Linked DNA regions of Homo sapiens: all the other regions are linked to region 1. The links are chromatin loops, found by intact Hi-C in ENCODE. Cell type or tissue: PC-3. All regions are shown on one strand.

Region 1 (8,000 bases):
TTTTAAGTATCAACTCCTTAGTCTGTCTTTCAAAGCCTTGGTTAAACTTTGCATTTACAAAGCTAATTTGTAAACCTAGCCTCTCCCTATTCTCACTCATGTAACCTCTGCACCAGCCAAACTGGACTACTGACAATCTACTGAAAATGTCTGGTATATACTCACTTCTGGATTCTAGCACATTTGATCCCCTCTGCCAGAAATGTCTTGCCTTTCCCATATCTATTTCTGTCAAATTCCATCCAGTCCCATATCAAATGTCACTTGTTCCATGAAGGCTTGCATTAATCCCTCATTGGAAATCAAATCTTTTCCCATCATAGTCTGTTTGCATTGTCTGTTTAATTATTACATGATTACCTAATTAAATGAGGTATAAACTTAATGGTAAAATTGTTCACAGAAAATAATGATTTGGTATAGTTCAGTGTAAAGATGGTATTAGATCAAAATTTTATTGAATATTTACCTGACATGCAACACTGTGATTTATTCTTGGAGCATTATATAAAGAATGGAATCTGGTCCCAAATTAAGTATCTCTGTACTTAACTTCTAATCACAGATTAGAATGATGGAAGGGAAAGCATGACATTATCAGTAAGCATTTACTGGGTGCCCACCAAAAAACGGGAATGCCCAAACGCTAGTCGTAACCATTTGCACAGACACAGTTTCTATCCCTCCAGAGCTTTCAAACTAAGCCTTAAAATACAGTTGTCCCTTAGTACCCATGAGGGATTGATTCCAGGACACCTACATATACCCAAATCCTTGCATACTCAAGTCCCACAGTTGGCCCTGTGGAACCACCATATAGGAAAAGTTGGTCCTCCTCAAAGGCAGTTTTGCATCCCAGAAATACTTTTGTTCCTCATTTGATTGAACAAAAAAGCCACATGTAAGTGGACTTTTGCCGTTCAAACCCCTGTTCTTCAAGGATCAACTGCAGATGCAGATGGACAGGCCCAGATAGACAACAAGTGTTTCTATTTCAAGAGTGAGCACATTTGACATGGGAAATCTTCTCATGATACAATATTAAGTTGAAAAAAGGACAGAATACTAAACTATATATATAATATGACCCTATATATAAACATGACCCTAGTTTTGTAAGAAAAAAGCAGTTTCTATATATAGAAAAAAAGAAAAAGGAATTACAAAAAAGTTAACAGTAGTTATTTCTAGGTGATAACATGAGAGATAATTTTTCTTTCTTTTAGTTTTTTGGTACCTCTAAAATTTTTATAATGTGCAGCTATATTTACATAATGAGGGAAAGATAATGATTTTTAAAGTATATTTAGAAAATTAAATCTCATGCCATATACCAAATGGATTAAATATTTGAATCTGAAGTACCAGAACCATAAAAATACTAGAATAAAACGTGGGCAATTTTTTTATAATTTCAGGGTGGGAAAGATCTAAGATGCCATATAACCCAGAAGCCATAAAAGCAAAGATTGATCAATTTGACTATATAATCTAAAAAAATTGTATCACAAAAAATCATTATCAGGAAATCAAAGACAAACTGGAAAAAATAGCAACACGCCCTACAGACAAACGGCCAGTTTCCTTAATATATAAAGGACCCCTACATATCAATAAAACTAAGGCCAAGAACCCAATTACAAATTAGACAATGGATAAATATAGATAATTCACTTAAAAAGGAAATAGCTATTTCTCTTAAACATATGAAATGTGTTCAGTCTCATAAATGTGCAAACTAAATCTAGAATATGTACAACTACAATATGTATCAGATAAAGAAAGATAAAAATAACACATTCTGTTGCAAGAGTGTGGGGAAATGGGCACCCTCATACATTGTTGATGGGATTAATAATTATTTTGATTGCAATAGAGACAATTTGGTAATTTCTATCAAAATTAAAAATATACCCACCCTTTGACCCAGCAATTTCCATTCAAGGGATTTAACCTACAGATATACTCCCATATATACAAAAAGACCTTTACAAAAATAGGCATTAGAGCAATGTTTGTAATAGCAAAAACTTTGAAACCATCTAGATGTCCGTCAACAAATTATGGCTCATCCATACATTGAATTGGGCATTTTTACATGTACTGATATGAACTACCTCCAAAATAATGCTAAATGAAAAAAGTTGAGTGTTGATGAGTGTATAAAGTATGTTATTATTTGTATTGTGTAAATGCTTAGAATGTCTTTGGAAAATAAATACAAGTTGGTGGTAGTTATTGCCCTGGGGAAGGAAATCGAATGGCTGTGATTAGAATAGAAGGACAACTTTTCACTTTTTGAGTTTTTTAAATGTATTTACTTATTTTTACTGCTTGGGATTTGCACCATATGCATGTATTTGTTATTCAAAACTTATTTAAAAGTGATGAAAGTTTAAAAATCCCTTAAAAAGTAGATATATGGGAGAGTAATAGTTTAAAATATCCATGTTCCAACAAGCTTTGGATCAGTGTATGAAAGCTTAAGCCGGCAGATAGAGGGCAAGGTCACTGATTTTTTGAATATAGAAAGAGAATGTTAAGCTATCAAAGTTAAACAATGATCTGAGAGCATCTGTAAGTTAGGAGAGAAGAAAACCCACATAGCCCTACAAATATAAAATAACATTCAACCAAGATTCATGAATAGAAAAAGAAGAAAACTTAAAAAGTTATACTGTACCTTAAGAAAGAATATAAGTATGTTACCTGAAAAAATCTCCTGACACTAATGACAGAGATATAATAAGAGGAATTAAGGAGGTAACAATAAAAATTCAACTTTCCATTGTATTGGGATACGATCACGTTATTAGAAGCTCTGGTCCAATTTTTTGATAGGGGATTCAAGCTCTGTCTATAACCAAGGGGAAGTCTTGGGCAATTTGTGGTCAGGTATGCCACAGAAGAATCAGTGACTACTTTTCTTCCCTGGGAATCGGCCCAGCACACACACACACACACACACACACACACACACACACACGCCCCACAGTTCAGCAAGAAGCCCTTTCCTTTTTTTGTTGTTGCTTTTATTTCTCACTGCTTTTCTGCTCTCTTGACGCCAATGCCATGCAGATGAGTCATCTGACAACATCATTGACTTTAACTTTTGTTATTTATGATCTTTATTACAGTCTTACCCTTCACTGCTCCACTAACAGACCCACCCATTTTGCCCCAGGAGCAAACCAAAAGAAATTTGATTTAAAAGGGAAACTGTAGTCAATCAGAGCCATGCTGATCCGTTTAAGAACAGTGAACAGACAGGATCTAGGGAAAATTACATAAACCTTCTAAATAAGTAAATTAAATATCACTCAAGACACAATGGCTTCTCTCAAATGAACACTAAGAAGGCAGCCAGAAACAGGTTTTAGGAAGAGCCACAAAAATGATCCAACTTAACGCAAAACCAGTAAAGCAAATTCCCTTGTGGTGGGTAGACTGCTGAGAAGCTTTCTGGGTGAGGTGTTATTCAAAAGTTCAAAAAGTACAGGGTAAGCCACAGGACACTGGGAAATACCCAGAATGCCCTCCGTGTGCCACCATAAGCTATTTAAAAGAGCTGGCTATATTTGGTCTCATGAGACCACAGACTAAGTCTAGATTTTCACACATATATTCCAAAACCAAGTCATATGAAATGTTTATTGTACCTTGTCTGCATTTTACATGTAAATTATCGTATGGTTTCTACAATGGTTTGCTTTTCAGTTTTATCAGGAATGCTACCTGAGTAGAAGGTTGAAGCAGAGTAGGAGCCTTGACATTGTCTCTCCTGACATCTAGTGGATGGATACCAGATACCACAGTAATTATAATATTTTCAAAGGATTAATTTTGAGTATGATGGATATTTCTCTCTCTCTGTCTTTCATATGCTTTTCAAAAATGATCAAAGTTTTTTTTAATCATGTTTAAAGGTAGAAAGCAAAACTAAACCCCTACTGAATTACACATACATACTGGTCTGTCATATCCACCCAACGTTTTTCTTTTTTTCTTCTTCTTTTTATTTCCTTTTCTTTCTTTCTTTCTTGAGACAGGATATCACTCTGTCACCCAGGCTGGAGTGCAATGGTATGATCTCAGCTCACTGCAGCCTCCGCCTTCTGGGTTCAAGTGATTCTCGTGCCTCAACCTCCAGAGTAGCTGGGATTATAGTCGTGCACCACCAAACCCGGCGAATTTTTGTATTTTTAGTAGAGACAGAGTTTCGCCATGTTGGCCAGGCTGGTCTCGAATTCCTGGCCACAAGCAATCCACCTGCCTTGGCCTCCCAAAGTGCTGGGATTACAGGTGTTCACCACCATGCCCGGCCTACAGCCATGTTTTTCTATTTTTCCTTAGGATGACCCCGTAATTCCACAGACTCACTTTTTGTAGGCATCCAAGACAGCAAGGCCTGGTGATGAAAAGCATGGATTCTGTATTCATTTTCTGTAGTTGATGGAGCAAACTATTACAAACTCAGTGGCTTAAAACAATACACATTTATTACCTTACACTTCTGAGGTCAGAAGTCCTAAAAAATCATGGTGTCAGTCCAGCTGCATTCCTTCTGGAAGCTCTAAGAGAAAATACAGTTTCTCACCCTTTCTGGCTTCTAGAGGCTGCCCACATTCCTTGGCTCCTGGCTCCATTTCTCCACCTTCATACTTCAGGATACATATCTTAGTCAGTGACCCAACCTTCAATGACACGACAGTATTTGTTTGTCTCGGATCAATGTCCAGCTTGCAATGATCAATTAAATTATAAGAACATTTCCGGGGGCAGAGGCATTGCTCTGCAAGAGAAAATGATCTTTAGCCCCTAGAAGATGTGTTTGTTACTCAATATTTTTTAGGTATATTGGGCATTATATAGGGGTTCAGGAAATCTGGCTCCTAATTCTAGATCTTTTATTTATCTGGGCACTTAGATGGAGTATACAGTGGTATATAAAGACACCCGGAGAATTACCACCTAATTTCCAATCTCCCCTAATTATTTATTTTCCCCAGCTTTATTGAGGTATAATTGACAAATTAAATTGTATATATTTAAGGTGTACAATGTGATGCTTTTCCCTAATTTTTTTTGTAGAGATAGTGTCTCGCTTTGTTGCCCAGGCTGGTCTTGAATTCCTGGACTGAAACAATTCTCCTGCTTTGTATTCCCAAAGTGCTGGGATTACAGGAGTGAGCCACCACATCCAGCCAATCTAATTATTTTTCAATACTTGAATTTGAAGGAGAAAAGGCAAGGTGCAAGAAGCCATTTATTCAACAAATGGAGGTAAGATAATATGAAAATAATTCTGGAAAAAGATGACATTGAACCCTAATGCAAATAATGAAATGACCTATGCTGGGTGCAGTGGCTCACACCATAATCCCAGTGCTTTGAGAGGCCAAGGCAGGAGGATCATTTGAAGCCTGGAGTTCCAAACTAGCCTAGGCCAGCATAGCGAGACCCTATTTTTACAAAAAAAAATGAAAAACTTAGGTGGGCATGGTGGCAATCACCTGCAGTCCCAGCTACTCAGGAGGCAGAAATGGTAGGATCTCTTGAGTCCGGGAATTTGAGGTTACAATGAGGTATGATTACACCACTGCACTCAAGCCTAGTTGAAAGAGTGAGACTCTGTCTCTAATAAATATATACATAATTTTGAAAAGAAAATGATCTATGTAAGATTCTTTCCTGCAAACGTATTTTGATAAGTCAGAGGAAGGAGACAGTGTGAATGCCTGAAAGGCTAAGGGCTTGAAGTTTTGATTGGGGAGAGGCCAGGAATACCCACGGCCAACAGTCTCCTTCATGAAAGTACAGACGGCTGGCTCACTGTGAGGAAATTTTTAAGATCTTTAGAAATGTTATGACAAATACAAAAACCTTTTGCTCCTGAGACAGTGACTCTGGAGATGAATGTTGTGCGAGGAGATATTTACTTGCCTCTTGAGGAAGTTCCTTTCACAAGACCCTTACCCCTCCATTGCACACCTTTTCAGTGAAATAGCACTAGAGATAAAAAAAAGAATGCTGTGCCCTTCAACCAAATGGGAAAGAAGTGTGGACTAGATTCATCCAATGGGGACCAGAGTGGCCACAGAGAGAGATAGCGTTTATGGCAAACTTGAAGAATAACAATCAGGAAGACCAAGTTAAGTTACCAGTCCCATTGTAAGAAAAAGTCAACTTCTGCAGGACAGGAAGCTCTCACTGAATAGAGCTTTTGGCAAGGCCTGACAAAACAAAAGCTGTCATCCCTACTGAAGTGAGGTCAACATGGAGATATGAGGAAGGGGCCATTTCACTTTTTCCTTGACATGTTATTCAGTAAGTATGTGTGAAAATGGTCTGAAAAGCAACATTCCTTCCCCAAAGCCTAATGCCTATCAAGACACCTGGGTCACAGCTTCCAAAGCACCAAGATATCTTTAGCCACCCCAAAGGAGAAAACTTCATTTTGTGCACAGTCTAAAAGGTTTGAGACCTGAGTTCTGGGATAACTTAAATGGGAGAAATTATGGTTTCCAGGTATCCAACACTTTTTTTTTTAATGGAGTCTCGATCTGTTGCCAGGCTGGAGTGCAGTGGCATGATCTCGGCTCACTGCAACCTCTGCCTCCCGGGTTCAAGCAATTCTCCTGACTCAGCCTCCTGAGTAGCTGGGACTACAGGCGCACCACGCCCAGCTTATTTTTATATTTTTAGTAGAGACTGGGTTTCACCATGTTGGCTAGGATGGTCTCGATCTTTTGACCTTGTGATCCCCCCGCCTCGGCCTCCTAGAGGGCTGGGATTACAGGCGTGAGCCATCATGCCTGGCCCCAGGTATCCAACTCTTTTATAGGCCAATAGTCAGGCCCATTAGTGTGAGAAGCCAATCAACACTGAATAGGCAGAATAGATTCAGTCTGCCCTATTTATTCCTCATCATGGCATTCATTATTTAGCAAACAACTACTTACAACTCTGCAGTCCAGGAATAGAGCTGGGCCTCTAAGCAATAAAGGTGAATAAATTGTTGTCAAGGGACATACATTCTAGGAGAGAAGGACAGACATCTACAAATGCAGTAAAAAAACAGTATGTGCTTTAAAAGCGGTGTGAATTATGTGCTATATCATGTTATGTAAAGCAGAGATGATTTCTGCCTTGGGAAGGAGGGGCTGGGAGAGACACAGGGAAGCTCAACTCGGAAGTTGATCTTGAGCTGAAACTGAAAGGTGGAAATACTCTGTCTGAACGTGGTTTATTCTCTTCTATTATTTAGCTATTTATTTCAGGGAATGTAGTTCTGGCCTAGCCCCATACCTGGACCACTCTGCCACACACACACATATTTGGTCGGTTCTCCTCCCCTTAGTCTGTTCCACCGACTAACTGTTACTGCCAGCTTCCCAGGCTCTCATCCCCCTCATGCTTCCTCTATCTATTTATTGGTGCTTAAAATCACCTGTTGCAACAGTAATCCTTTGGGAATTAGGGTGACACATGAAGCAAGCTGTTTATGCCAACTCACAACACTCCCCTCTGACAAGATACTGTCTTGCATCAAACAAACTTTCTATGACTGAAGATAAGTTGATAATGACAGAGTCCAAATTTAAAGGAGCAACAACTGCCCCTCCTCCCCCTCAAAAAAAAGAAAAAAAAGAGAAGAGAGGAAAATTTCTTGCCCCATTCTAGACACAGAAGCCTGTAAAAACTGAGTAAGGATAAAAAATACCCTTCTACAGTTTGAGATGCCCAAGGGAAGAGTAACAGTTTAGTTGAGTGGCAAGTACATATGATAAATACTTAAGTAAACATCACTTCATGCTACAAAATGTCTGGTTTATTTATCTATTTACTTATTTATTTATTTTTAACTTATTTATACACTGTACTGCACTTGCTTCTGAAAAGATTTGATACAATTTATAGTTTTTAAAGTGCATGGATACATGTACCAAAGATGATGAAAATAAAGCTATAACTTACATACATCAAATCTCTAATAGAGA
Region 2 (8,000 bases), 160 kb before region 1:
CCCTCACAGTCATATCCTGAAATACGTACAGTTTCACTATAAATTATATTTATTTATTCTTTATATTATAATCATGGTATTGATTTTGTTATATGTATATAAGTAGGTCACACTATCTATGAATTCTATTTCCCACTAATTAAACAAACTGCTACAAAATGTTTAAAAGGGTAAGGTCAACGTCTGACAGGGTTGAAAGCCACATATGGTGACTTACAGAGACCTGAACCAGGAGAACACAGAAACTGTCCCTGAATCTGGTGAAAAGGAAAAGGAAAATGCTCTTTTCTACTGGTCCTCTGACTAAACAGCAAACAGAACTAAGAAACTGTAGCCAAGAAATTGGAAGCAAAGAATAAGTAAAAGAAAAAAATAGAGAAGTGGTTTATAAGAAACCAAATAATTAACTGAATATGCAAAACTGACTGCCGGTAGTGCTTTCAGATCTAACCTAGCAGCAGCCTAGCATTGGGGTTAAGGGATGATCTAAATAGATATGCAGAGAGACTAGTTAGAATTTCAATCGTGAAAGACTGCCAATAAGCTGGATTTCACTAATAGGTCAATTAATTAAATCCATAAACCATGCTCACCACTACAGTAAAATTTGGTTGTACATCAATGAACCTGTATATGTGCTGTACTTTAGAGGAGTGGAAAAAGGGAATCAAGAAGTTAGAGCGAATAAAAGGTCAAAAGATCACAATACCAAGAGTTTAGCTTCAGAAGAAGAAAACTGTGTCACTAATAAGCTCCCATCCTGTCTCAAAGCTTACCAATGAGAAAAACATTAGAGGTACTGAAATGAACTACAGAGGACAATTGGTTCAACCCATTAACTCTAAGTGGGCTTCATTTCCCCTACACTGGGCCAATATCTGGGCCAGTAACTCAGGGTTACTTTTAATTAGGTACTTTCAGAACAGAAATGCTGAGAGCAGTTTGGTCAAAACTCTTTTATGTTTGATGCTTAAAGTATGTCATGCTATATTAGTTTGTCCCTAGAAAAGATAGCTTGTAAAGGAATAGCCAAACTATTAAAGAACTAAAATAGCATGATTTTGGTTGCTCCTTTTATGCCCTAAAGGGTAGCAGCAATGTGAACTCTGGAGCATCTAGCTCATCCTCATCTCAAATTCCTCTATTTCAAAAAGGTCATTGTGAATTCTTAATAAAGAATTAAGCTAGATTTACTTTATATCAAATTAATTTTAAGTCATGAGCCACATTTGATCAGACTACTTACAAAGAGAGCACAGTCTTATCTTTTGCTAAAGTCTTAATGCATATTCTTCACCATGCAGAGACAAAAATTATTATAGTTATTTTAGCAATTACACCCTAGCAGCTGTTATATATTTTTTTCCGACTAAGTCTGAAGTTACAATAAACCAAATAATTGTTCATTTTAATTGTATTGGACAAGGCCATTTAGGTTGATAAATTAGAAGGTAAACCATCATTAACTCACAGGTAAAATTCACAAATATTTGAAGGATAGTTTTTCCTCTATATCATCAATACCAGACAACTTAAACTTGTTTTATGTAACTATTACATAAAGCATTTATGTTACAAAATTTGTCTTTAACAATAATTTCTAAAGCATATATATTTTCTGATTTTTCACTTAAAAATGTGTTTTTGAAAAATAACAGGTTTCAAGTGAATAAACATGGAAAGCTTAAAATACTGCCTTATACTATTTAGCCAGTCTTTGCTTTCCTCTTCTTGTTTGTTCAGACTAAAAAAGAAAGGTCAGCTTTCCCTTTTTCCCTCCAATTCCCAATTTAGCATGCATTAAGGTTTAGAATATAAGGTTAAAAAACATTTCTCTCCAAACTGAAGAAGCCACTGCTATTTTAAAATATTGATTTATCACTGTAATGACCTCTAAAAAATCCATGTGCTTAAGTGACTAACATTAGGTAACTGACATGACTCTCTTTTTGCTCCAGATATGGAGAAATGATTATCATATGTTTGACACTGAGACTGTCTTAAGCACACAGACAAGAAAATGAACTGAATAGCTTCTGTATAGTCCTACTTATAGCCTCTTTTAGAAAAGTTTAATAAATATACTTTCATACCCCCAAACAGTAGAGTGAAGAGAGAAGAAACTGTAGAGTCACACAGACTTGAGCTTAAATGCTAGCCTCACTACATATTTGCTAGCTGTTTTCTGTGTGTTTTAATTTCTTCACTGCTTCTAGGATAACAACGCCTACTTCTCAAAGGGTGGCTATAAGGTCTGAATGAAATAAAATATGTTAACTGACTGACTAGGCAGAAACACAATAAATGTTGGGTCTCATATCTTCCCTTCCCTACAACTTGGAATTTTAATATATCTAAATGAAAACTCTTCAGAGGTAAATTTGTAATGCATGTCTAATATTTTAAATATTAATTTTCTTTAGCCTATAACACCTTCAACTGCTGGATCGACAAGACGTTCACTATGTGGATGACTACCACCTTTGAAAATAAAGAGTACTCTGTGGTCAATATATTTGACTAAATTTGTTATATAAGCTTAATTATTTTTAACATGAAAGTAATAAAAGAATAGTCATCCTTTGATGTCAGTGTGACTTTTCTAGTTTTGTAATCCTTAACTCAGTCTTTTTTAATATACAATGAACTTTTTATAAACTTCTACATTCTGAAAACCAAATTAATTAAAATTCATTTTAAAAGGTAAATGTATACCAACCAGCATTTTGTGAACTTGCAGTAGACCCAGCACCCTTCTCAGTCTCTGAGAACTGCATACCATCTACCCACAAGGCAAACATGGGTTGTTCTTTCCAATCTAACTACCTTTGGGCCATGCTGATTAGACCAGAAGTGGAACTTGTCCTAAACTAATTATATATACTATCTCTCCTGGGAATTGGAGCAGAGCAATTCTAGTCTGGCCAGAAGTAATCCCAGGGTCTCAGGGCAGTCATATGCACAGAGAAATCAGAGAAAGCCAGTCTTCAGAAAGACAGAGGTGTAAAGGACTCACATAAAAAGAAACAGAGCCAACGTAGCCTGGAACACAAATGATACAAGAAGCAAGAATAGCTTCCAAAGTTACTGAGCCCTTCTAGCTTCCTGCCCTTGGCCTCCCTAGGCTCCATTAGGCTAGAGCAAGCTCCAGTGTGTTTCTGCTACATAGAAGTAAAAGAAACTCAACTAAGACAGGAATAGGTAATGAAACACAAATACGGAAGAGTTATAGCTCCTCCAGGGCTGGACATCGCTATTTTAATAGATACTAAAATTCTACAGTATCACAATAAGTTCCTTCTATTACTCCATTTACTGTTTTTTTTCTGACAACATAGCTGATAGTATATTATCTAAAAATTTGTAAAGTCATAACAAAAATTAAACTGTGCTTAGAGAAAAACCAAGTAGAATTGTTACAAAGCAGACAGAAAAGGGTAATGACAGGTAATATTTATTTAGTAGTGGAGGTGGTGAAGATTGTGAGTTCCAATTCAGGAAGATAGTTAAGCCAGTATGCTTTTTAAATTATCTGGAACCAGTCATGAGACATGAAATCTGTTTAGTGGGTCAGGACAAGTGTTTATTTTTAATGAAACAGAACTACAGGGGTAAAATAGTAAAAATAAATATTGGTAAGTATTCTTTCATGAAACGATTTGCTCCAGATACTACACACTTTTAAGTCACTAAATTATGAAATCAACTATAGTTCTAACTTCTGGCCAGGGTCAAAAGAGCTTAAATGTCACTAACAATCCCATGCTTCCAAAATACCAACTGGAGGCAATAACTCCTAGTAACACATTTTCATAACATATTTATTTTATGAGTTAAACAAATAAAAGTATTCCTAGCAAATAAATCTTATTTGCTTTAAGTTAACTCAAAGTGGATCACAGATCTAAATATAAAACCCAAAAATATACAACTTCTGGAAGAAAAGATAGAAGAAAATCTTCAGGATTTTAGGTTAGGCAAAGATCTTGTAGCTATGAAAAACATGATCTACGAAAGAGAAACCTGACAAAATGATCTTTATCAAATTACAATATTTTGTTCTGAGAAAGACTACCAAGAAAATGAAAGGACAAACCACAAACCAGGAAGAAAAATTGCAACCCACACATCTGATGAAAGATTTACATCCAGAATCAATAAAAAAATTACAACTCTACAATGAAAGAAAATCTAGTTTTTTTCCTTAATGGGCAAAAATCTGAACACATACTCAAAGATATATGGAATAACAAATAAATATATGGAAAGATGCTCAAAATCATTAGTCATTAAGGTACGTGCCCATGAACACAATGAGACAATTCTTTATTCTTCCCATTGGTATATACATAGAGAGTTTCCAATAGTTTCTCATTGTAAGTACAGTCATGCATCACTTAACAATGGGGATAGGTACTCAGAAATGTGTCATTAGGTGATTTCATCATTATGCAAACATCATAGAATACACTTACACAAACCTAGATGATATAGCCTATTATATACCCAGGTTATACGGTATAGCCTATTGTTCACAGGCTACAAACCTCTAATGCATGTGACTGTACTGAATACTGTAGGCAACTGTAACATAATAGTCAGTATTTGTGTATCTAAGCATATCTAAACTTAGAAAAGGTGCAGTAAAAATACAGTATAAAAGATAAAAAATGGTACACCTGTATAGGGCACTTAGCATGAATGGAACCTGCAGGACTGGAAGTTGGTTGCTCTGAGTGAGTCAGTAAGTGAGTGGTAAGTGAATGTGAAGGCCTAGGACATTACTGTATACTGTTGTAGACTTTATCAACACTGTACACTTAGGTAAACTAAATTTATAAAAAAATTTCTCTTTCTTCAATAATAACCTTAGCTTACTGTAACTTTTTTTATATGCTTTTAAATTTTTTTTAACTTTTTGCCTCTTTTGTAATAACTTAGCTTAAAACACATTATACAGCTGTAAAAAATATTGTATTTCTTTATATCCTTATTCTATAATCCTTATTCAATTTTTACTTTTATTTTACTTTTTAAACTTTTTTTTAACTAAGACACAAGCACATAGGCCTACACAGGGTCAGGATCATAAATACCACTGTCTTCCACCTCCACATCGCATCCCACTGGAAGGTCTTCAGGGGCAATAACGTGCATGGAGCTGTCATCTCCTATGATGATAATGCCTTCTTCTGGAATACCTTCCGAAGGACCTGCCTGAAGCTGTTTACAGTTAGGTTTTTGTATACATAGAAGGAATATACTCTAAAATAACAATAGAAAGTATAGTAAATATATAAACCAGTAACACAGTCATTTATTATCAAGTATTATGTACTATATATATAACAGTATTGCTATACCTTTATACCACTAGAAGCAGCACAGTGGGGTCGTTTACACCAGCATCACCACAAACACGTGAAGAATGCTTTGCACTACAACATTAGGAGGGATCTGACTTCACTAGGCAATAGGAATTTTTCAGCTCCGTTATAATCATATGGGACCACAATTTCGTAGGCAGTTAATCACTGGCCGAAAGGTTATGTGACACATGACTATAATATCGCATTCTTATTTACACATCTCTGCACACACACAATTTCTGTTGGATCCAGCCTTCAGAACAGTATCACTAGAAAAGCACAATGGGTAGAGAGGAAGATGGCCGACTAGAAGCCCCTAGCCCTCCTCCCTTCCATAAAGACAAGCAAAACAACAAATAAACAGCTATATTTTAATGAAAATAACTAATGGAGAACACCAGGGTGCGTCAAAGGAGTAACACAAACCTTGGTGAGCACAGAAACTCAGGAGAGTCACATAAAGAACGGAAGGAAATACTAGGACTCCATCACCCCATCCCCCATGTGAGATAACCTGGGAACCAGAAGGAACTTCTCTCTATGGTGCAAAGGTAGGCAAGAGGATCCCAGCAGCCCCCATCAACCCTTTGGATACCTACAATCCTCACTACTGGGGTCCCCTGCAGTCCTCACTAGCATTAAGCTCAGCTGAGGGAGCTGCCTAGAGACCACAAAGCTGTGCTCCCCCCACAGATAAGAAGCCAACACTGTGCCCCACCCCAAGTGGCCCACAGGGCTACTGCACTGAGAGCTAATGCTAGAGTATGTCTTGCCCCAGGATGAGTACGAGTAGTCACAGCACATCTTCTTCCCTGAGACTAAACTGCCCTCAAACCACCCCTGCTTAGTGGCCCTATATCCTCAAGTCCAGCTGTGAACAACTGTCCCTTCCCTGTGGGGCCAAGAAATGGTGGAACTGCTCCACCCACTCCTTCCCCCATCCCCTCAGGCAGAGTTGAGGCTGCGCAGTCCCTCCTGGGGAACCCATACTTTGGCAGAACAGCTCCATCTTCTCCCAGCCATGCCTGCACCCTGCCCCTAGGGACCTGAGCTGAATCTGCACTCTGCTGCTGAGCAAACAGCGCTTTGGTGGAGCCCTGCATCCTGGTGAAAACAGGGCCATCCAGAAGAGTCACACACACACACACACACACACACACACACACACACACCCTCACCTGAACTGAAACTGAAAATTGCCCCCTTGGGAGTTGGTGCCTTTGCTGAGCTGAGCAGCTGCACATCCCTTCAGGAGGTATTCCAGAAAAAAAGCATTGTTACCATAGGAAATGACAGCTCCATGCACGTTATTGCCCTGAAGACCTTCCAGTGAGATAAGATGTGTAAGTGGAAGGCAGTGAAATTGATTATCCTAACCCTGTGTAGGCCCAGGCTGATGTATATGCTTGTGTCTTCGTTTTTAACAAAAAAAAGTTTAAAATGTAAAAAAAAAAAAAAAAAAAACAATTTTAAAAATAGAAAAAGGCATATATATGGTAAAAGCCAAGACTTCACCATTATACAATATACCCATGTACCAAAATTGAACTTGTACCCCTTACATTTATACAAATAAAAAACAATATTAATTCTTCCAGTTCATGAAAAAAGAAAAATGCTTATATAAAGAAATTATATGTATATATGTACGGATATAAAAAAAGAATTTTTGTATAGCTGTGCAATATGTTTTTGTTTCAAGCTAAGTGTTATTACAAAAGAGGCAAAAAGTTTTAAAAAATTAAAAAGTGTACAAAGTAAAAAGTTACAGTAAGTTAAGGCTAATTTATTACCAAAGAAAAAATATTTTTTATAAATTTAGTAAAGCCTAAATGTATAGTGTTTATAAAGTCTATAGTAGTGTACAATAATATCCTAGGCATTCACATTCTCTTCTCACTGACTGACACCCATAACAACTTTCAGTCCTGCAAGCTCCATTCATGATAAATGCCCTATGCAGGTGTACCATTTTTTATCTTTTATACCATATTTTACCATACCTTTTATATGCTTAGATATATTTAGATACACAAATACAGATCATTATGTTTCAACTACCTATAGTATTCAGTACAGTCACATGCATTACAGGTTTGTAGCCTGTGAGCAACAGGCTATACCATATAGCCTAGGTGTGTAGTAGGCTATACCACATACGTTTGTGTAAGTACACTCCATGATATTCACACAATGACAAAATTGCCTAAGGATGCATTTCTCAGAATGTATACCTGTCGTTAAGTGATGAAGGCTGTGTAAGCATTTAAGGCTACAAATTTTCCTGTAAGTTTTGCTTACGCTGCACCTCACACGTTTTGCTATGCAGTGTTTGTTATTGCTCAGTTTTAAGTAGTTTACATTTCTATTAGGATTTCTTTCACCCCATGTGTTGTTTAAAAATGTTTTTCAATATCCATACATGGCTATTTTTAGTTGTTTCATATTTTTAGCATAATTGCACAGTAACCAGAGAATATACTCTAATTTTCAGTCCTTTCACTAGTTGTTGAGACTTGTTTGATGGCCTAGTATATGGTCAATTTTAATAAATGTTCTGTCCATACTTGTGATAAGACATTTTCTCCACTTGCTGAAATATTCTATGTATACTCAATAAATTAAGCTTGA
Region 3 (8,000 bases), 230 kb before region 1:
CACTGCAACCTCTGCCTCCTGGGTTCAAGCAATTCTCCTGCCTCAGCCTCCTGAGTAGCTGGGATTACAGGCATGTGCCACCACGCCCGGCTAATTTTGTATTTGTAGTAGAGACGGGGTTTCTCCATGTTGGTCAGGCTGGTCTCGAACTCCCGACCTCAGATGATCCACCCACCTCGGCCTCCCAAAGTGCTGGGATTACAGGCGTGAGCCACCACGCCCGGCCTGCTGCATTTATTAAGTAATTTTTCTCCCTGTTTCTAATTTCAAAAGCAAATTTTGCTCTAAAATGGTTTCCCACCAACTCCCATCTTTCCATCAACCACGAATGCCAATATTAAGTTGGGGTTTTGTTTGCACTTGTACATAGAGTTTAGTTTAATTTCTTCCTATATATCCTAGCATCTTCCTCCCTCCCCCTCTTCCTTCTTTCCTTCTTCCCTTCCTTCCTTCCCATTTTTAGTGACAGGGTCTTGTTCTGTCACCCAGGCTGGAGTGCAGTAGTGTGATTATAGGTGACTGCAGCCTCGAACTCCTGGGCTCAAGTGATCCTCCCACCTTAGTCTTCTGAGTAGCTGAGACTACAGGTGCTTGCCACAATGCCCACTAATTTTTTTATTTTTTTAGAGATGGGGTCTCGCTATGTTGCCCAGGCTGGTCTTGAACTCCAGGTCTCAAGCAATCCTCCATCCTCGGTTTCCCAAAGTGCTGGGATTACAGGCATGAGCCACTACACCCAGAAGCCTATTCTAGCATTTTCTGAAATGGTACTGGTAATCAAACCAAACAGGTACCTGGTCTTGGCCTCAGTCTGTTTGTCCTCTGTTCCAGTCTCACTGGGCACATTCAGCTTCTTCCTTGAATTATTTATAGATTTGGCTTATCACCTTTAGGTTGGAAGTTTTTCCTAAGGCAAAAGTCACATCTCGTTCAACTTTCATAAACAGCAACTAGTGTCTAATATGTTCTCACTAAAAATTGGCCAGGCACAGTGGCTCACGCCTGTAATCCCAACACTTTGGGAAGCTGAAGTGGGAAGAGTTCAAGACTAGCCTGGACAACATAGTGAGACTTCATCTGTATAAAAAATAAAAAATAAAAATAGCAAGGAGTAGTGGTACATGCCTGTGAGGGACGCTGAGGTGGGAGGATCACTTGAGTCATAGAGTTCAAGGCTGCAATGAGCTATGATGGTGCCACTGCACTCCAGCCTGGGCAATAGAGCGAGACTCTGTCTCTAAAACAATAATAATTATAATAATAACATAATAAAAATTAAAGTTAGTTGGCTTGAACATAAAACAAAATGTCTCTTTGAAGCTGCCATTTTTCATTCATTTGTGAACTGCCTTCATGTGTCATATCAGTACCATCTTATTTTTTCTTTAAAACTTACATTTATCTTTAAAGGAAAACTTATTACTGCAAATAGGAAACTAATAATTTCTCATAAAAAGAAGACAATTGTAAAAATACATACTTAACTCCTGTAATAAGAAATGCTTATGCACAACCTAACATCATCCTATTCCCCATAAAATGTCACACATACCACACTACTGGGTAAGTCTTATTTTTTCCATACTGAGGTGAAATCCACATAAGATAAAAGTAGTGATTTTTTTTTAATTTTTTATTTTACTTTAAGTTCCAGGATACATGTGCAGAATGTGCAGGTTTGTTACATAAGTATACATGTGCCATGGTGGTTTGCTGCACCTATCAAGTAAACAATTCAGTGGCATTCAGTGCATTCAGAATGTTGCGCAACCACCCCCTTCTATCTTGTTGTGAAACATTTTAATCAACTCCAAAATAAAACCCATACCCATTAAGCAGTTGCTCCCCATTCTCTCCTCCCTGCCCCTAGCCCCTTGCATCTGCATTCTGTCACTATGGATTTATCTATTTTAGTATTTCACATAAATTGAATCATATAGTATCTAATCATTTGTGCTTGGCTCCTTTCACTAACATAATATTTTGGAGGCTCATCCACCATTTACTAGTATATTAGAAGTACTGATACTTCTAATATACTATATGGCTGAGTATTCCATTATATGTACATACCACAATTTATTTACCCATCCATCAGTTAATGGGCATTTGAGCTCTTTCCACCTTTGGGTATTGTGAATAGTCCCTCCCTGCACATGGGTGTACATTTGTTTGAGTACTAGTTTTTAATTTGGGGGGATATGCACCTAGGAGTTTCTGAATTTCTGGGTGAACATATGATAACTCTATGTTCAACTTTTTAAGGAACCTCTCAGGTGGACTTTGTATAGCACACTTTGTGTTTCAAAAAAGCACAGGATTGAAAGGTTTCACACCAGAATGTGTGTCTCTACACATCTGACATACAAGGAAAGAGGTTCATTCTCATCATACTTATGAAAATACAAATTTCAAATACTTTCATCAAATTTGTGTGATAGTTGTTTTCTTTGCAGTTGGTCCTTCTGTAACAGTAGCAGATGATTCAGACAGTTTGCTAAATTTGGTCTTCAAGTTTGTCTAAAGCTACATGACTAACTTCATCAAAATCATCCCCTAATAAGATTTCCCTCACAGTCTGCACCTTTACATTTTAAAAATTCAATTTTTATCCATTGATCCATACTGACCTCAACAACAAAACAAAAAAAGAGCATAGAACCGATTCCAATTTGCAATTATGTATGTTATAAATACTTTGTATATTTAAATACTACTATTTTCTGGTAGAGTGTTGCTGTATCTATGAAAAGAATGCAGCAATACATTCTTGGGCATGCCTGAACACTGCACCAGTAATTCACTTGGTCTGGGTGAGGTGTTTTTACCTGCATAGTCTTAACTTCAGTAGTATCTAAGAAATGACAAGTGTGATATACCAGGCTTTTTTTCCTAATCAGCGTTAAAATAAGTAACAAATATATTCAAATTGTGTTAGTCTGTCTATTTCTACGGGTACATATACCACCAGTAGCACGCACATAATACTTCAGAAAACACTGATCAAATCATAGCCTATTTAAAAAAAAAAAAAAAGCTACATGTGCTATGCTCACATATTATTTGCCAAAGAAACAGGACATTTCCATCTCATCTGCAAAAAGATAAAGTATGGATTCATCACAAAATATTCAAAACTAAAGAAGGGTTCCTAATAAATCTGAAGACTCATCCATCTTGACTTTCTAAGATAAAAAATTAAGTGTCTTTGGTGGGCATCTCATAGAATCCAAGCTATAAAGACAAATGCTTTCGGGAAGACTCATACTCACTTGCACTTTGCAACATCTTCCACTGGGAGATGCACTCATCCTGTGATTTGACAGGATACTTTGCATTCAAAGCGTAACCACCTCTAATTTAAATAGTATGCTACATTTTTTCATAAAGTATGCCATCTCCTAGAAGCCTACTGACACACTCTCTTATGGAAAAAAAAAAAGAGACTGAGTCATCAATTTTTAAACAAAACGTTTCCCTTTTTAAATATAGAGATTATCATATATTTACTCTAGTTCTCAGGTGAAAAGTGTTCAACCATCTTTTAAAATGTAGGTATCCATGAATGAATATGAAAATAGAAAATACCTGAAAAGCAACATAATGTTCTATCTTGTAGATTTTACTGCCACTGAGTTTTCACACATAACTGGAGGTAAGTTTCAATTAAAAATAAAACAAATGAACAAAAATCTGTCTTCAAGCAAAATATTTTGAAATCAGTCTAAGACATAAAATAATTTAAGAATATAAGGATGAATGTAAAGATTCAATATGAGAATATATGTAAAGTACGTATTGCAAGGCTCATTTGTGCCACAAACATTTAATAAATTGCAGGTAAGGTCCTTCAAGGTCAGATGATTCTCCTTGGAAATAATCCATGAATCCTCAGACCACAATTAAATTCTAATTTTCAGGGCTCCTGTTTCCTCATTTGTTCCCCTATTTTAGCACCCAGCACATTCAGTCTTGTCTAATAATTCTATGTATTGATGTATCTATTTTACTAGTTTGTAAGTACCCCTGAAGGCACCCACAAAGCTCTTAAAATAAAACATAATTGAACATTTGAAAACATAGAAGAGAAAACTATTTAATAAACACAAGTAATATCACCACTTTGTATGGTACTCTACTAATTACAAAGCACTTTCATGTCCTTGATTTCATTAATTTATGATCTTTTATATCGCTGCCTCACCAAGACAGAAATTGAGACGCAGGGAAGCCAAAAGCAATGCTGGGGTTGGAAACTAAGTGTATGAAGGCAAATAGATGGAGAAGGAGAGAAGAGTGAGAACTCACAGTTAAGGTGGTGGGACATGAAGATAGAGAAAGAGAGACAAATACATAGGTACACAGAAACCCCATGGGAAGAACAGCTAAACTTCATTGGATTTTGAGACATTTCCCTAAAAGATATTTGAATTTTTTCAACTACAGATACAACGATATCATCTCTGAAGAATTGGCTTGCCAGTGATACATGGTGGCTCAGAGAGATCTTTAATTGGTTGCAACTGTCTGGGTCTACTCAGGAGAGAGAAACCGCATAGTAATTTGAACAGGGAGAGTTGTACATAAGAAATTATTAACTATGACAGAGGGTTGGAATAACAGGAAATTGGAGTAATGAGAAATTGGCTAGTAATAAGTAAAGAGATTCTAAAAAAAAACACAAGAATCAAAGAATCACAGATATCAGGAGCAACTACCCCTAGGGCTGAGAAAGAGCACCAAAGAAAGTGACTTCTGCTCAAGGCTGAGATCCAGACATTATTGGAGAGGGCACAGCCACAGCACAATGAAGGGTAGAGAAGCTGCTGTGGTGCTCATTAGCTGGAATCTGTCAGAAACCCACCCTTTGTGACATGCTCAAAATACACCTTCTGGAAAGTGTCCTACCAGAAATACTCTGCTATAAAACTGTCTCTGGGGGCACCATGAGAAGCTACTGACCACTGGGTAAAGAAGCTGAGCACTGGTGAAGATGCTCAAAAAACAGCCTGCTGAGCAAGCACACAGGGAACCATGAAGCAAAACCATATAAATGCTATGTAAATTATACATATTATATATAACAACTATATAAATATATAAATTTTATATAAACAACTATATGAACATATAAATACTATACAAGTTTGTACCATATAATTATTCCTCAAAATTATGATTTGATATGTTAAAGTGGTCACCATTGTCAAAGTACTTCCTTCCTGATGTGCCTTTCCAGCACCCTCTACTGACAAAACTTCAGTGTCAGGTGGTAATGGAAGCAACCATTCAAAAGGTTCAAAACAAAAAAAAGATAAAAACAAAAGGTTCCTCAGGGATCTAGAACTAGAAATACCATTTGACCCAGCCATCCCATTATTGGGTATATACCCAAAGGATTATAAATCATGCTGCTATAAAGACGCATGCACACGTATGCTTATTGCGGCACTACTCACAATAGCAAAGACTTGGAACCAACCCAAATGTCCAACAATGAGAGACTGGATTAAGAAAATGTGGTACATATACACCATGGAATACTATGCAGCCATAAAAAAGGATGAGTTCATGTCCTTTGTAGGGACATGGATGAAGCTAGAAACCATCATTCTCAGCAAACTATCACAAGGACATAAAACCAAATACCGCATGTTCTCACTCATAGGTGGGAATTGAACAATGAGAACACATGGACACAGGAAGGGGAACATCACACACCAGGGCCTGCTGGGGGGTGGGGAGATGGGGGAGGGATAGCATTAGGATATATACCTAATGTAAATGACGAGTTAATGGGTGCAGCACACCAACATGGCACATGTATACATATGCAACAAACCTGCACATTGTGCACATGTACCCTAAAACTTAAAGTATAATTTAAAAAATCTATTAAAAATAAATAAATAAATAAATAAATAGAAAACAAAAGGTTCAGGTCCATTTTCACAGAGCAGGCAACACATGGTGAATCTGAAGCTGAGGGCCAATAAATAAATAACTGGCACATAGAACGGAGAAATACTGTTTTTAAGCAAGAGCCAAATTATAGCCCAGTTAGGTCAAATAATTGTTTTACCAAGTCTACTTTCTAGACAAATTTACTAGGACAAGAATTGTGCAGCTGTGTTGTTTTGATTCTATTAGTTCATACTACATAACTTCTTCTTTAAGATTATTATTTTATATGCTAATGTGATCTTCATTGTCAAAGTACTTCCATAGCTCCTAACTCATTTCATACTTGTGAGATGGGAACTGTTAACCCCATCTGATGGATAGAAACCTAAGCTACAAATGCCAAAGATTAATCAGTTAACCTAAGTGCACATAGGTATTTACTATTGCCCTTACCCAAAACAGACCAATCTCCTCACTAATCTATTTGGCCAAACAAATGCAGCCGGGAGGACTTGTCAAGCTAGAACCCATCCCTATCACAGAATCCTAATCCATCACTGGGAATTGTGGATGGATTCAGGCTGCAACCTTCTCTCCTGCCCCAGCGTCCTAAAATTGCTACAAGATAAACTTAATTTCAATCTACTTTGATTAAAAGTATATTTGGAGATTTTTACAACATCCAAAGATTATAACCAACAGCAATGTATTTCCTTGCAAACAAAATAGAGAGGAAAATTATTATTGGCTAGGGATGAGTGTAACAGTAATGTTATACTCACTTCAATAGCTTTCAAGAGCTGTTTCCCAAGTTTTGGATTTTGTGGACCAATGAAATTTCAAAAACATTTTGGGGTCCTACATAGGATACTCAACTTTATTTTACAAAGTAAGGACATTTTAAAAGGCAACCCCTTATCCACAATTTCAAAATTCAAACACTTGGAAATCAATTTTTTCTTGCCTGTAACTCATTTGGCAGCAAAATCTGAACTGATATGAACTCATCTGGCAGTCAAGCTTGACCTGAACTGACATGAGGCTATTCACAGGCTTTTTCTCTCACTTAGTATAAATATTCTTATATTTCACTGCAGTAACATTACTGTAACTGATTATGGGGTGTCACCTCAAACCCTGCTGGGGCTGTTATGTAATATAGGATATACAGACTGCTACCTTTCTAAAATCCAAAAAGAATGTAAGTTCTGAAACATATCTTGTCTCAAGGGTTTCATATAAAGATACAGATACAGTCCTTGATTAACATCGTAAATTTAATTTCATTAAATTAAGGACAAAAGAGCATTTGAACAAGCAAAAAGTGTAAAGAACAATCTCAGAATAAAGGATGGTCCTTTGTAATCAATAAAGTTAGCTTTCTGGTAGATAATCACTACACTGTTGTTTCTCATACATCACTGCAGACCTGTGACAATATCCATAACAAACCAGCTTCCATGAACTAACTGGCATCTGGGAACCACTGCCATTAGAAAACTTTCTACTCAGATGGCTTCAAACTCAAAAGATGACCTTTGGAAACTTTTCGTAGTCTGGGGCAGGACTATCGTAATAGGACCCCAACGAGTTAAGATATTCTATGGCTCCTGCAGGCCATGGATAGATGATATTTAAGCAGCAAAAGAGCCAATGTGATATCCATCCAACAACAAAATTTTTCATTGTTTTCTCCTTGAACTGCTTAAAGTGAACAAATCAGAAAGTACCTACAACTCTAATCCAAATCTAACTGAAAAGATTCTACGATTTTTAAAGAACTAATGCAATTGAATGAACATGAGTATACAAGGCTAAATCCTGATTGTCAGAACACTGGACAAGATGGAAGAAAAAGCCACCAGTAGGGTCAGGTATGGTGGCTCACACCTGTAATCCCAGCATTTTGGGAGGCTGAGGCAGGTGGATTGCTGGAGCTCTGGAGTTCGAGACCAGCCTCAGCAACATGATGAAACCGTGTCTCTACCAAAAATACGAAAAATTAGCTGGGCATGGTGGCACATGCCTGTGGTCTCAGCTACTCAGGAGGCTGAAGTGGGAGGATCACTTGAGCCTGGGAGGCAGAGGTTGCAGTG

Evidence for each region. Peaks named below come from ENCODE experiments on the same cell type or tissue, not always from the same donor. Only the 100,000 strongest peaks of a DNase experiment are listed, where the experiment ranks them.
Region 2: a loop joins it to region 1, with 9 times the contacts of the local background. A loop is called at or near these places in 2 of 110 quality-filtered maps.
Region 3: it touches region 1 in a loop (15-fold over the local background); 35 of 110 quality-filtered maps call a loop at or near these places.

What each region holds. Positions count from the first base shown.
Region 1 is chrX:118,222,448-118,230,447 of GRCh38, forward strand. No RefSeq gene overlaps it. Among named protein-coding and RNA genes, the nearest start is that of KLHL13, 110 kb to the left of the region's middle. In PC-3, a CTCF peak has its summit at 3,774 (motif pointing left); a DNase peak (open chromatin) is centred at 3,024; H3K4me3 peaks cover 721 bases; H3K27ac peaks cover 1,187 bases.
Region 2 is chrX:118,062,608-118,070,607 of GRCh38, forward strand. All of the region lies in intron 1 of KLHL13 (kelch like family member 13), which reads right to left. Among named protein-coding and RNA genes, the nearest start is that of KLHL13, 50 kb to the right of the region's middle. In PC-3, no CTCF peak of the experiment used is centred here; a DNase peak (open chromatin) is centred at 4,524; H3K4me3 peaks cover 302 bases; H3K27ac peaks cover 2,856 bases.
Region 3 is chrX:117,993,810-118,001,809 of GRCh38, forward strand. All of the region lies in intron 2 of KLHL13 (kelch like family member 13), which reads right to left. Among named protein-coding and RNA genes, the nearest start is that of KLHL13, 120 kb to the right of the region's middle. In PC-3, a CTCF peak has its summit at 3,285; a DNase peak (open chromatin) is centred at 3,312.